Linked DNA regions of Homo sapiens: region 2 is linked to region 1. The links are chromatin contacts, found by Hi-C or POLR2A ChIA-PET in ENCODE. All regions are on one chromosome and are shown on one strand. Each heading gives the region's core, a stretch centred on a gene start or an enhancer-like site at or near the end of the contact. The rest is flanking DNA. Distances are from core to core; before and after follow the strand shown. Region 1 holds the start of FKTN-AS1 (FKTN antisense RNA 1). Region 2 overlaps SLC44A1 (solute carrier family 44 member 1).

Region 1 (7,109 bases), core at 1,719-4,218:
GAAATGGAGTCTTGCTCTGTCACCCAGGCTGGAGTGCAGTGTCACAATCATAGCTCACTGCTGCCTCAAACTGCTAGGCACAAGCAATCCTCCCACCTCAGCCTCTTGGGCACCTGGAATGATTATAGGCATGAGACACTGTCCGGCTCCCAAAGTTTGTTTTTTGTTTTGTTTTTTTTTTTGTTTTTTGAGACGGATTCTTGCTCTGTTGCCAGGCTGGAGTGCAGTGGCACAATCTCAGCTCACTGCAACCTCCGCTCCCAGGTTCAAGTGATTCTCCTACCTCAGCCTCCCGAGTAGCTGGGACTACAGGCATGTGCCACCAAGCCTAGCTAATTTTTGTATTTTCAGTAGAGACAGGGTTTCATCAGGCTGGCCAGGATGGTCTTGATCTCTTGACCTCGTGATCCATCCACCTTGGCCTCCCAAAGTGCTGAGATTACAGACGTGAGCCACCGTGCCTGGCCCCCAAATTATTTTTAAGTGGCTCCCTCAAGAATGCAAGTACTTAATTGCTTGGTTCTGGACACTTGGGTATTTATCTTAATAAAATCATACAGCAAATAGAATCAAACACAGGGCTTAGAGTGTGACATGTACTTAGTGCAACACTTAAATTGTGAATGTATGTACATATGTAAAATCTGGATGAATGTTCCCAAAAATATTAATAATGGTTATCTCTGGGTAGGGAGAATTAGGAGTGATTTTTACATGGTTCTTTACACTTTTCTATATTGTTCCAATATTTGTATAAGCATATATTATTTTCATAAGAAGTAAAATTATTTTATCCTAGGAGAAACAGATGATGGGTAGTGGTAGTGGCTTAATAACGGCCATATTTGCTAAACAGGATCTAGATTCTTGTCACTTAAAAGTATGGTCCTAAGAACATCAGTATCACATTGGAGCTTGTTAGTAATACAGAATTTTCAGCCCCCACCTACTGATTCATAATCTACATTTTAATAAAATCCTCAGATGATTCATATGTACATTAAAATTTGAAAAGCACTGATGTAGATGCTAAGGGCTTTACATGCAGGGAGGATAAGAACAATGTCTACCTTGCTCGTCGTTATATCCCTAGAACCAGCAGTGCTTGAAACATATAAATATTTGTTGAATAAATAAATATGTAAATGATACCACTTCTGGGTAGACAATTAGGCAGTGGAGATTATATCTATTTGAATTATTTATTTTCTGCCAGAATTCCCAGAAGTAGGTGCTTATTATTTGCTGTAAATGCTGTTAAATTAGCTTAATAACAACACTGGGCCCCTGAGAATCTACAACTATATGTAACTTTTTTAAAAAGAACTCCTTCCTTGCTCTTAGCTCTGAGATCCACATGCCTCCTTCAATAATTTCTCCAACCTCCTCTCTGTGGGTATGGCCTATAGTTACTCTCTCTACAATCTCTCCCTGAAACCAAATCCATTCTCAAGATTTTAACTACCACCTGTGAGAGAAAACACTATTTAAATTACAGTCCATGCACTCTATCTGCCTATATTTTCAACTCTATTTCCTGCACCTCACCTCAAATTTAACATGTTCAAAATTAACTTTTTTTTTTTTTTGAGACAGAGTTTCGCTCTTGTTGCCCAGGCCGGAGTGCAGTGGCCTGATCTTGGCTCACTGCAACCTCTGCCTCCCAAGTTCAAGCGATTCTCCTGCCTCAGCCTCAGGAGTAGCTGGGATTACAGGCGCCCGCCACCACACCCGGCTAATTTGTTGTATTTTTAGTAGAGATAGGGTTTCACCATGTTGGCCAGGCTGGTTTCGAACTCCTTGGCCTCAGGTGATCCACCCGCCTCAGCCTCCCAAAGTGCTGGGATTACAGGCGTGAGCCACCGCGTCCAGCCCCAAAATTAACAATTTTATTCTCTGTCAACTATCGTCCTCTCCCAGTCCAGAAGAAAGTAACTAGCTCTCCATCCTCACAGTCTCTAGTTTTACAGGCTTTAGAGAAGAGAGATCAGCTGGCCCAACATCACCTTATGGAGAATAGGCTCTAGAAGAATTAAATGACAGCCAAGAGGCTAGTTATTGGCAACCTCAGCACTCTACGATCTAAATCACTTTATTCCCAGTACACTATTGCATGCTGGAATTCAACAGAATTCCCATTTTTGCCAACAGCACTTAAACTTACTTTTTAGAAACGCAGGTTAAAAATATCATCACCCAGATCCAAGAAATCAAGTCCTGCGTATTGTTCTTTCGGCATTTCCCCGGTTCCTTTCTTCTTCCTTGTCAGAACACCCTGCACTTCCTTTCCACTAAGAGTTCTTTCACCGTTCAATGCCAGCCTTCCCAAATCCTCTACCCTCACTAAACTTATGTCCACAAATAGAATCGCTAAAATATAAATGCTTATTCCTGCATTTGATATCTTTGTCCATGGCCCAACAGAGATGGTTTCCAATCGTTCAAACCCTATTTATCCTCAGAGTCTAGCTCAAACACAGCCTTTTCTACTGGGCTTCCATCTGCCCAATTTCTAATATACTGCTCTATCATTCACTTTGTCATTTGTTCACAGCTTGATTTTTACCGACTGGAAACGTGCTATCTTCAAAAGCATAAAGAATCTGATATATCATCTAGGTCCTTTTTTTTTTTTTTCCACATCTGACAAAACTGAAGCCAAGAGAAATGTGGCTTACCTCATGTTAAATGAGAAATTGTAAATTTCAGGCCGGGCGCGGTGGCTCACGGCTGTAATCTCAGCACTTTGAGAGGCCAACGCGGGCGGATAACCTGAGGTCAGGGGTCACTACCCTAACCCGGCTACTACAAGAGTCTCGATCGTCCTCCAACCTTTCATCTGTCCCAGGATTAAGATTTCACCTGATGACACGCCCAGAAGTGCGGGAAGGACTGGCCAAGTGGAAGTCTACCACGCGATGCTCGTGGACTGACTGAGGAGTACCCAGCCCGGAGCGCGCTCAGCCTGTGGCCGGCCTCCTCACCAAGGGGTAGGCAGGTGCCCAGAATGCTGGAGGATGCCCGGTAAGGGCACCCGAGTCGCCAGCGGTACCTGTCTGAAGGCGCCCACCCATCCCCGGGTACCGACCTGAGCCTCCCGTACCTTACCTCACTCAACAGCAGGCTGCAGCCGCTCCGCTTTACGGCACTCACAGCAACCGCCGCAAAAGCCGCCGTCAAGTGCTGAGCGGCGGAGGCTGGCTTGGTTCCTGCTGGGACGTTCCCACGGTCCAGCCCCAGCCTCGGCTTTCCTGTGACTCTTGTCGCATCCTCACCGCCAGAAGTTCACTGAGCCCTGGCGATTCCTCGCTTTTATAATCTAGCCACTTAGCCAAAGCCCTTTTTTATCTCTTGCCTAATTGACAACTACAGCAGCGCACTGAGGCAATCTGAGAGTTTAAGTTCTGAAACGCTTTCGACAGCGGAAGATGAACTGGAGGCAGCAGCTGAGCCGTTTTCCAAGCCCGTTAAATGTGAACTTCTGATAAACGAGTGGTTTTTTTAGTGCGTGTGCTTTGCTAGAGGGATTCAGCATAACTCCCTGAAGTTTGGTTTGGATACAATTAGTAGAGCTAGGGGATAGAGTGGAAAATAGCAGCTGCGTTCACTATTCCTCATGAAGTTGAGGTGCCTTTATGACATTCAAGATTTAGCGACCTGTTGCCCTCCAGTTTAAGGCTGGATACAATTTTGTACCTGATTAACTTTTTTCTTTTCTTTTTTTGTAGAGACGTTGGGGGCTAGCAGGGCGGGGTGTGGCGGGGGTGGGGGGGAGGGCGTCCTCACCATCTTGCCCAGGCTGGTCTCGAACTCTTGGCCTCAAGCGATCCTCTCACTTTGGTTCTTTTAACGGTGTAATCCAAAAGGTGGTTGTTAAGGCTCAGATATTAATCTTCTTATAAATTTTTGAAAACCATAATTCACTAAACCAGTTACTGTAATTATAATTTATTTCTACAAAACGGAAAATACTCCCATCATATATTTGTTTTCTAAGCTTTGTTTTTAATTCTATCAGTACAGAAAGAAAAGGAAGAAAAAATCTTCCTCACTTCCTACAGGTTATGACATTTACCAACTTTTTGTTTTTCCTTCCAGAAATTTCCTATGCACATACAAGCTTACTGTTGAAGTCCTCTCATCCAATGCACTCAGAACGGGTAGGTACTCAGTAGGTTAATAAAAAAAAGTGGAAGGTTACACCAAGAGGAAGTAAGTTATCAAAGCTTAATGGCATCATTAACACAGGTGCTAACGTGATGGGACATGGGAAAACTTGAGCATCACATACTTGCTATTGATTGAAACACATCAAATATAAAAATTCTTGAGTTTATAATGACTCCTTAAAAAATAAAATTCAGTCGTGATTGAAGATTGCCAAGTTGAAGATTAAATATTCTAAAACTTGATAAGGGAAAACATCAAGCATTTATCCTGCCTTTCTTGTATGAATTGAATTTTAGTGTAACCAAAGTACTTATAAGAGTTCCAGCTAATAAATGGAGGATGATAAAACAATCACGATTTTGTAACTCCTAATAAAATAATCGAAAGGGCAACATCAATAGATGATAAAATTAAGGTGAAAGGTTGATGGGGAACTTTATAATAGACTGGCATCACCTAAACCCACTGATCTTAATCTCACTAAATTTGGGACAAGCATATATTATGTACTTCCTGATGTGATAGAAAGTACACAGCCACACCTGTGAAGGATTCTTGCCTAAAAATTGAACCTGCATTTACTCAAACTCTAGATCTAATACAGGATATAGAGAAGCAACTAAATTCAGAAAACGGGACATTCTACCAGACAAATTCCTCAGTTTTTTTCATAAATGGCATTTAAAAGCAGAGGGAACTATTGTAAAATCAAATATTTAAGAGATGTAACGGAGTACAATGTGTGGACCCTGTCTAGATCTTGATTTGAACAAGATAACTGTAAAAAGATACTTCTGAGACAACTGAAATTTTAGTATGGACTGATCCATTAGATAATAGTACAGAATTACTGTTAATTTTGCTAAGAATGTTAACAGAATGTGGCTGTTTTTAAAAGCCATCATGGATGCATATAGCATACTTACAGGTGACATTTTAAAACAAAATAGATAGCACAAACATGGCAAAATGTTAACAATTGATTAGGTGATGAGCACAAAGCACTGGCTTTCTACTTTTCTGTATATTTGGAAATTATAATTAAAAGTAACAGGAAAAGGGAAAAATTATCAGGTTCTTAGAAATAAATACTTTCCAAGTGTATAACAAATCTAGTTCTGAATAAACCTTCTCAAAAAGGCAGTTTCAGTAGAGGGTTACAATGGCCAATCTTCTGTTTTGAACTAAGTTCATTTTAAGCATGGACCAGCTGATTAGAGTATCTCACTGTTTTTCTTACAAAACCATAGACATAATGCATCATCCATCATTTGTAGTTTCTGTTTCTGTAAAATGGACCAGGAACTTAAAGATACAAGTGAAGGAATATAAATTTGGAGTCCTGGAATTTATTTTTAAAAATCTTCCCCTATCACTCACAATTACTTTGGCCACAACTAACTTTGCAACTTTTTAAACTCTTCATCTCTAATGGTTCTCGTACTTTTCTTATAAGTACCTTTTCATACTCATTTCATATTTATTTTGGTTTATATATTTATATAATTGGTTTACATACTTACATGACTACAACAGTGACTACCACCTACATAAGCAGGTTTGGGAACAAACATAACTGAAGGTAAATATACAACTAAACTGGTGGCAGTGTTACTTATCAAGCATACTGAAAGGTCAAATGTGAGCCCTCAGCTCATGGCAAACGTCAAGTCAGTATGCTTTAATCTGGATAGCAAATACAGCTGAAAGAGTGGGTACAAGGATGCATAAAAACAGCCTCTCTTACAAGTAAATATTCATGTTCTATAAACCACTCAGCTGTGCACACATGTAAGGATCCTGGCCGACTCCTAACATTTGTAGGGTCTGGGCCAAGAATACAAATGAAAGCCAACCCTGACATATTTTCAGTGTCTAAATAGCTGAGCGTTAACCAACAAATAAAATGTTATACTCTTCTACTTTAACATGTATTCTCAAGGAACAGAAATCTAGGTTCAAATATGCGATTCGCAGATTCTTCAGAAGTGTACTAGAAAGTGATACTAGGTTGGCCTGCCCTTCCCTGATCCCCTGGGTCTCTTTTTACTTCTAGCTTAAGCCTGCCACAGGGGCCTATCATGCATGCATGTGGACAACTCAGTCTGCACATCCAAGCTTCATCTGTACTTCCCACAAACTGCCAGCCATAGGGGTATATACATCTGTAGTAGTCTTTTTTCAGGATGGATTTGGACAAAAGGCCTGCACATATCCTGGAAGCAAGCTTCAGGCTGATGAGGCAAGGAATCCTGGGGTTCTGGCTGATAACATAGTATAGAATTCTGTGGGTAAAGGAACATGGATTCCAAGTAGGCATAGTCCCTTGGCTCCTCAATTTTTCATCCCATGAAGAGAGGCACAGCAAGAGTGTGGGGATCCGGTTAGTTAGCTTACCTTAGGTAGGTAACAAGAGAAGGGTCCTGGAGAGCCCCTGGCTCATGAGTCAGTGCCTTATCCCCAGATAATATAAAAAGCAGCCTGGGAAAAAAGCTGCAGGCACCAATAAGGGAACTAGCACAGGGTGTTGTGCCTGGAGACATGCCCATGACTGCACAGATGGAAAAACCTACGGCCCATTTGGATAAAAACTTGCACAAACCTCCAGCTCACTCAGATAAGGGAACAAGGCCTGGCATAGAAATGCCTTGGTCCTTTGTATTGTCAGCAGGTTCCCAGGAAAAGTTTATTCCCCTTTTGTAGGCATGGGCACAGTGGGCTCTGGTAAGTTCCTATGGGCGCTCTACTTTCCTTTGTTAGGACTGTAAGTCCAGCTGCTGTGTATCATCACCTCAGCCCGATTGGTCCTCGGCCACACTTCACTTCAGCTTCTGATAGGTCCTGGGCCAAGCTAAGCAGCATCTATGAATCATTTCACCTCCTGACTGGTCCCGGGCCAAGCCGAGTCACGCATTCGCCAAGACAGCCCCCAGACTAAG
Region 2 (6,754 bases), core at 1,735-4,234, 240 kb after region 1:
TCTTTTTTATTCCCATTTCATTGTCTTACAATATATGCACCTACTTCTAATCCTTTCAAATTATTTTGTGAATGAGAAACAATTTAAAAACATTTCTCCTCTGAAATTCTTCCCTGATCCTTTACTCTGTGATTTATACTATCAATCAAGTTCAATGCACATCCTACTGGGATCTTAACTGGCACTTTATTAAATCTATATAATAACTTTGTTAGTATTGTCATCTTTACTATATTAAGACTACTCAACCAGAAGTAGATTATATCTCTCTTGTTTTTTTTTTTTAATTAAAATACTATAACTCTCTGTATTTGGTCCCACATATATCCTGTTAGATTTTATTTTAATAAAACAAGTATTATATTTTTCATTGTATTTTCTGTGCACTGATAAGACAAACGACTGACTTTAGTTAGGCATCTGCTTTATAACCTATAATTTAAGCGCCTCATTTCAAGATACGTTTTTGTTGAATCTCCTAAACATTCCAGGTTATAGTCCCTTGTCACTGGCAAATAGTATTATTTTTCTTTCTAACTACCTATACATATTCTAGTTATCTCTTTTATTATGATTTGCTGCAACTAGTTATTTAAAATAGTGCTATTAAAAAGATGATGTCCTTGCTTATTTAATTTGAGGTAAACTATTTCTATTTCTCCATAATACTGGTAGCTGCTATTACTAGAAACTCCATCAGCCTCCTTTCATGCCATCAAACCTATAACAAAATCTATTTTTGACAAAGGTGGCAAAGTAATTCAATGGGGAAGATAGTCTTTTCAATAAATGCTTCTGGAATAACTGTATTTTTGTATGGGAGAAAAAAGATAAACCTTGACCTTTTCTTCACACCATAATCAAAAATTAAATCAAAATGAATCATATATATCAACATAAGCGCTAACTAAAAAACTTTCAGTAGAAAGCACAAAAAAAAATCATTGTGAATTTGGGGTAAGGCAGTAATTTCCCAGATAGTACACAAAAAACATGAGCCATTAATAAAAACAAACAAATTCAACTTTATCAAAATGTAAAACTTTTGCTCATCAAAAGATGTCACTAAGAAAACAAAAAGCAAACCAAAGATTAGAAAAAATAATTGCAAAACACTTACCTAACAAAGGTCTTGTATACAGATTTAGTGCTCATAACTCATTAAGACTAACCAGTTTGTTTTAAAATATGCAAGATATGAATACTTCACAAAAGAAAACAGATGGATGGTCAACCAGCACTTAAAAAGATGGTCAACATCATCGGTCATTAGAAACATGCAAATTAAAACCACAGTGAGATACCACTACAGATTCACTAGAATGGCTAAGAATAAAAAGAACAGAGACATGCATGGTGACATGCATGGGACTGTACCTATAGTCCCAGCTATATGGGAGCCTCAGGGTCACTTAAGGCCAGGAATTCGAGGCTGTAGCGTGCTATAATCATGCCAATAAATAGCCATGGCACTCCAAACTGTGCAACATAGTGAGATCCTATCTCTAAAAAAAATAAAATAAAATAAAATGTAACAAATAACAAAAAGTCTCATAATACAAAATGTTAGGAGGAAGTGAAGCAAATATAACCCTCCTACTATTGTAGTGGGAATGCAAAATAGTGCAGCAACCACTTTGGGAAACAGCTTGATAATTTCTTATAAAGTTAAACATCCTCACCACATGACTCTGCAATCTCAATGCTATATATCTAACTCTTCAAGAGTAATGAAATATATTAAATTACATACACAAATTGTTAAAGCAGTATTACTCACAATAGTAAAAAAAAAAAAAAAAAAAAAGTTAAATATTGAAATAACCCAAATGGCAAAAAACCTAGTGAACAGATAAACTGTGTTATAGCCACACAATGGAATATTTCTCAGTAATTTAAAAGGAACTAACCACTGATGTATTTAACAACATGCATGAATCTCAGTAGCATTATTATATGTTTTAAAAGGTAGACACAAAATACTACATAATATATAATTATTTGTATATGACATTCTAGAAAAAACAAAACTATACTACGAAAAGCAGATCAGTGGTTGTCTAGGGACAAGAATGGGGGCAAGGACTGACTACAAAGGGGCACAAGGTAATTTTCTAAGAGCAAAAGAAGTATGGATTGTGATGGAGGATGCATGACTGCATATAGTTACCAAATTCAAACTACACTTGAATGAGTAAATTTTACTATATGTAAGTTATAACTCAACAAAACTATAACAATGAAATATTTTTAAATTTCTTCCTGAAAATCGACTTTACAAAATCCAATTTAATTTAATGAGCCCCAGTGTGTAGTAAGAATTTAACCTTACTCAGAAAGAGATCTGGACTTTGCCCTTCACTTCTGGGAGTTAATTTCTAAGCCTTATAGGAGTGTCTTTGTTTACTTGGTGCTCTTGGGTCACAGAAGTCTAACAATGTGTTTTAGGGTTGGGGTAGACCACTCCACATACTATTTAGGGTGGGCGTCGACCACCCTAGAAAGACCAACAATGTTGTTTAGATTAAGAGTTTGGGATCACATGGTATCAAATTGACCAGAGGAGCTGGAGACTGGAGCCTGAGTCAGCCATATAATGGAGTCCCAACAAAAATTATGAACACTGAGGCTTAGGTGAGCTTCTTTGGTTAGCCATACTCTGTGTATTGTCACACACTGACACTGAGAAAGTACTGTGCTCGGACTCCGTGTACTCCACTCTCCCCAAGGGAGACAACAATGGAAGCTCTGCCCCATGCACTCCTTTTGTTGGCTGATTTTACTCTATATCCTTTCCTAAAAATAAACCATAACCATGAGTACAGTAGCGTTCAGTGAGTTCTGCAAGTCTTCCTGGCAAATAATTTGCCAGGAAATAGGTGGTTTTATGGACCCCTGATCTTGCAATTGGGGTCAGATATAAGGGTGGTTGTGTGTGGACTGTGTGCCCTCTAACTTCTTAGATGCCCTCAACTCTGACACCCAGGTAAACACAAGTGGGTGGCAAACCCACTTGATTGCCATCAAACTCATAGTTGAAGCAGTTAATAATTACCTGAAGTATATTACAAAGGTCATTGTCTATCAGCTCATGAACAATGACTAAAGCTTGTAAAAATCTTCACAGGTGTCAGGTAACCTAGAACCAACTCAAGTAGTGAGACTTCAGATTGAGCATTTGTACCAGCTGTTTAACTTAGACATGGCAAACATATACACCTAGTCAAACAACACGGAGAAAAACCAATCATCCCTTCCTTGCCGCCTAGCTGCATACATGTCATCTAATTCTGTTAAACAGGTTTTCACTTCCCTATTTAGAATTGGCAAAACATTTTGACTTTGAACTCCCGCATTTTCTAAGGTACGTAGCTGGATCTCCTCTTTCAAATTGCTCGCAGTATTTTCCACAGCAAGTATTATCCTAAAGGCAGAAATGCACTAGCAATACAGATGTTACCTTTGTAAAGAGTTTAAAAATTTAGGCTTAAGAGTAGTATGGTCACAAAATATGACAAAAAAATCTCCATAAATTTACCTTCTGAAAATTTAGTTAGCGTCTTTACAACTTCTAATATTTTCCATGAGAGGGAATGAAAGTTTAGGAAAAAAACTGTATAGGCCGGGTGTAGTGGCTCACGCCTATAATCCCAGCACTTTGGGAGGCTGAGGTGGGGGGAACATTGAGGTCAGGAGTTCAAGACTGGCCTGGCCAACATGGTGAAACTCCATCTCTACTAAAAATACAAAAATTAGCTGGGTGTGGTGGCAGGTGCTTGTGATCCCAGCTACTTGGGAGGCTAAGGCAGGAGAATCTATTGAACTCGGGAGGCGGAGGTTGCAGTGAGCTGAGATCTTGCCCATTGCACTCCAGCCTGGGTGACAGGGCGAGACTCCATCTCAAAAAACAAACAAACAAAAAAACCTGTATAAATAATACAATAAGTTTTCATTTAGAACGTCACAGATGTTACTATTTCCAAATGCTTGTAAATTTGGGAGGAAATAAGTTCTCAAATACAAGTTTATGTGAGGTATCTATCTAGGCTGCTCTTTTCCACTTTATGCTAAAGTGGGAGTGACAGTAGGTTAGAGTTAGAATCAGAGAGTACTGACAGGAGACAGAGAGAGGAGTGCTTTCCCTCAAAGCAAAGCCAAATTCATCAAAGGCTTAGAGCATCTCCATTTGTTTAAACGTATCCCTAAGTGTGGGAAGAAGTAGGTGATCTACTGGGCTGCTCTGAGGAATACCTTGACAACAGGTAGGGAGAATACTCTGTAAAACTTAAGAATTAGTCCAATGGACAAATGTATACCTCTCTTCTTCTGAGCTTCTACAACTCCACAAGATAGAGTCAGGAGTACAAGATAGAGTCAGGAGCACCTTCCTGTGTGTGCCAGTCTTCTCTGGGCTTTAGGATGGCCAACAAGAATTCCAACCTGTAGACTCAACCACACTATTCCTCAGACAGTGAGAACCAAGCTTGGTATTCTAATCAGAATTCCATCTTCACTAGAAGATGGGCTCCTGGAGCCACCTCTCAGTCCCCAAACCCTCATAACCATCTAGTCACCTCTTCGTCCAATCACCATTATGTGTACCATCCTTCCACAGCCGACTTTACTTGACTTTACCCTGATAAAATGCAAGCCCTGCCTTGAACCCCCAAAATATGACAAAAAATATTTTCAAAGACATCTCCATAAACTTACCTTCTGAAAATTTAGTTAGCATCTTTATACCTAAATGAGGCTCCAAAACTCTGCCTAAAATTACCCTGTCCCTGAAACCCTGTCACTGGCTGAGAGTCTTCAACTCATATGTACAACCTGCAACCAAGATGCTGCCCTAAGGGGAGGTCAGAGAGATTCAAGACTGAGAATCTGACCCAATTTTGCTGGAGGATGGGAGTCATGAGCCATAGAATATATGCTATAGAATATATGTTACCTCCAGAAGCTGAAACTGACTCTCAGTTTATAGCCAGCAAGGAGATAGGAACTCAGTCCTACAGCCATGTGAAACTGAATTCTGTCAATAGCCTCAATGAGCTTGGAAGAGGATTCATTCCCTAGAACCTCAAGAAAAAAATCACAGCCCTGTCAACACTTTGATTTCAGCCTTCAAAACCCACAGCAACCAGCTAAGCCATGCTGTGCACAGACTTCTGATTTACAGAACTTCGTTGTTAAAAGCAATGAATTTGCTTCAGTTTCCGATTTACAGAACTTCATTGTTTAAAGCTTCTTACTTTATGGTAATTTGTTACAGCAACATTAGGAAAGTAATACAATGGTGGTTCCAGTACTATCACCAAATTGCCTTCTTTTCCTCTCCCCACCAGCCTGCTGTTAGGAACTCAGGAAAGTGGAGTCACTCAGCTTTCAATAGACAACACTTTTACATGACATTTCATCACTGAACTGTCATAATTTCTCTATGTATTTTGTCTTCCCCACTAGAATGCAAGGTCTTCAAGCACAGGGACTACAGATGTCTTTTTATCCTTTTTTTCCATTACCCAAGTAATGTATATATCGATTATAGAAAACTTAGGAAAAAAGAGATAAGTATAAAATTAAAACCATCCATAATTCAACAGCTAATCACACTGTTGACATTTTCATGTCATTCTATACTTTTCTATGTACATGTATATTTTTACATTTATAAATAAAATCATGCTGTACATACTGGTTTGCAATTCATTTTTCCCTTAATAATGTTATGCATATATTGCATGCTATGGACATACTTCTACAGCATCATTTTTACTGACTCCACAGTATCTAAGACCGGGCCAGGACCTCCCATTGTAACCTTTCTCATGGCCTTCCCATTATAACCTCTCATACCCTTACACCTCTCTCTTCAAAACGCTTCCTATAGCTATAATAATTTGTGATTGTATGATGATTTTATTGTTGTCTCCACAAAACTGTAATTCCCATGAGATAAAAAAAAAAGTATGTTTATTTTGCTCAAGACTATAATCTCAAGTGCCTAACTCAAAGAAGATGGCCAGGAAACAGAGTTCACAAATGAATGAATGAATGAATTTAACCAAACGCTTTTTTCAACCACTTAGGTCGCTTGTTATTTTAGTATTCGTAATAGTGGTCTGTAGGACACAGCTGATTTTCCATAAATATTTGCTGAGGGCTAAATAAAATAATAAACATAATTTTCAAAAAAGGTGAAGGATAGTCACTCAGTAAACAGCAATATGATTTAAGTCATCACGAGGAAGAGAAGTCCTAGTCACATAATGAAACACTGTACAAGTGCTTAGCTGATAAGAGGATCTTCCATGCAAATATTTTAGCATATTTTATCTATATTTTTCTAGTTCTTTTTCAAACAGGAACAGGTATGCACAGTCGATAAGATTCAGTAACTCTTTAAAAAGTCTTCAAAAGAGGCATGTTTTACATGCTAATTAAAGAATAATATTCTCCCTAAAATAGATGGTTATGTGGTATAGTATAGGCCCAGAAAGTTTGGCAATCATTTAAAGTGTGAGCACAGTTTTCATATTGGTACAATCCCCTAAATAATCCTCTGCATAAGTTAATATGTGATCACGGGGTAGACTGAACCAGAGACACTAAAGATACAGGACTATGACTTTAAAGAAGGTGATCAGTGGCCACTAAAGTCCTATTCTGTATATGTGTAGATATTGCAAATATGGAGTTTCCTTAAAATAAGACCACTGTTTATTAAACAATCAATTATCTTACTTAAAAAAAC

What was found. A loop is a pair of places that touch in the nucleus more often than their neighbours do. ChIA-PET counts read pairs that join two places held with the same protein, here RNA polymerase II (POLR2A). Pooled maps may share reads with other maps.
Region 2: a pooled map shows a loop between it and region 1 (2.1-fold over the local background). The contact joins the enhancer-like site here to the promoter of FKTN-AS1 in region 1. A Hi-C loop is called at or near these places in 1 of 50 pooled maps. POLR2A ChIA-PET finds 5 or more read pairs at or near these places in 2 of 52 experiments (activated CD4-positive, alpha-beta T cell and activated T-cell).

Annotation. Positions count from the first base shown.
Region 1 is chr9:105,554,165-105,561,273 of GRCh38, reverse strand. It overlaps FKTN-AS1 (FKTN antisense RNA 1), which reads left to right and starts at 2,968. Exons shown (of 3, transcript NR_184141.1): 1 at 2,968-3,504; 2 at 4,099-4,160; 3 at 6,931-7,109. It overlaps FKTN (fukutin), which reads right to left and starts at 3,143. Exons shown (of 11, transcript NM_001079802.2): 1 at 3,109-3,143. RefSeq lists enhancers at 2,883-3,072, 3,233-3,282.
Region 2 is chr9:105,315,346-105,322,099 of GRCh38, reverse strand. The region is part of intron 3 of SLC44A1 (solute carrier family 44 member 1); the gene reads right to left. Among named protein-coding and RNA genes, the nearest start is that of SLC44A1, 74 kb to the right of the region's middle. Within about 2 kb of position 2,984, at least 4 of the 41 ENCODE cell types and tissues checked have a DNase peak (open chromatin) inside an H3K27ac peak, as active enhancers do.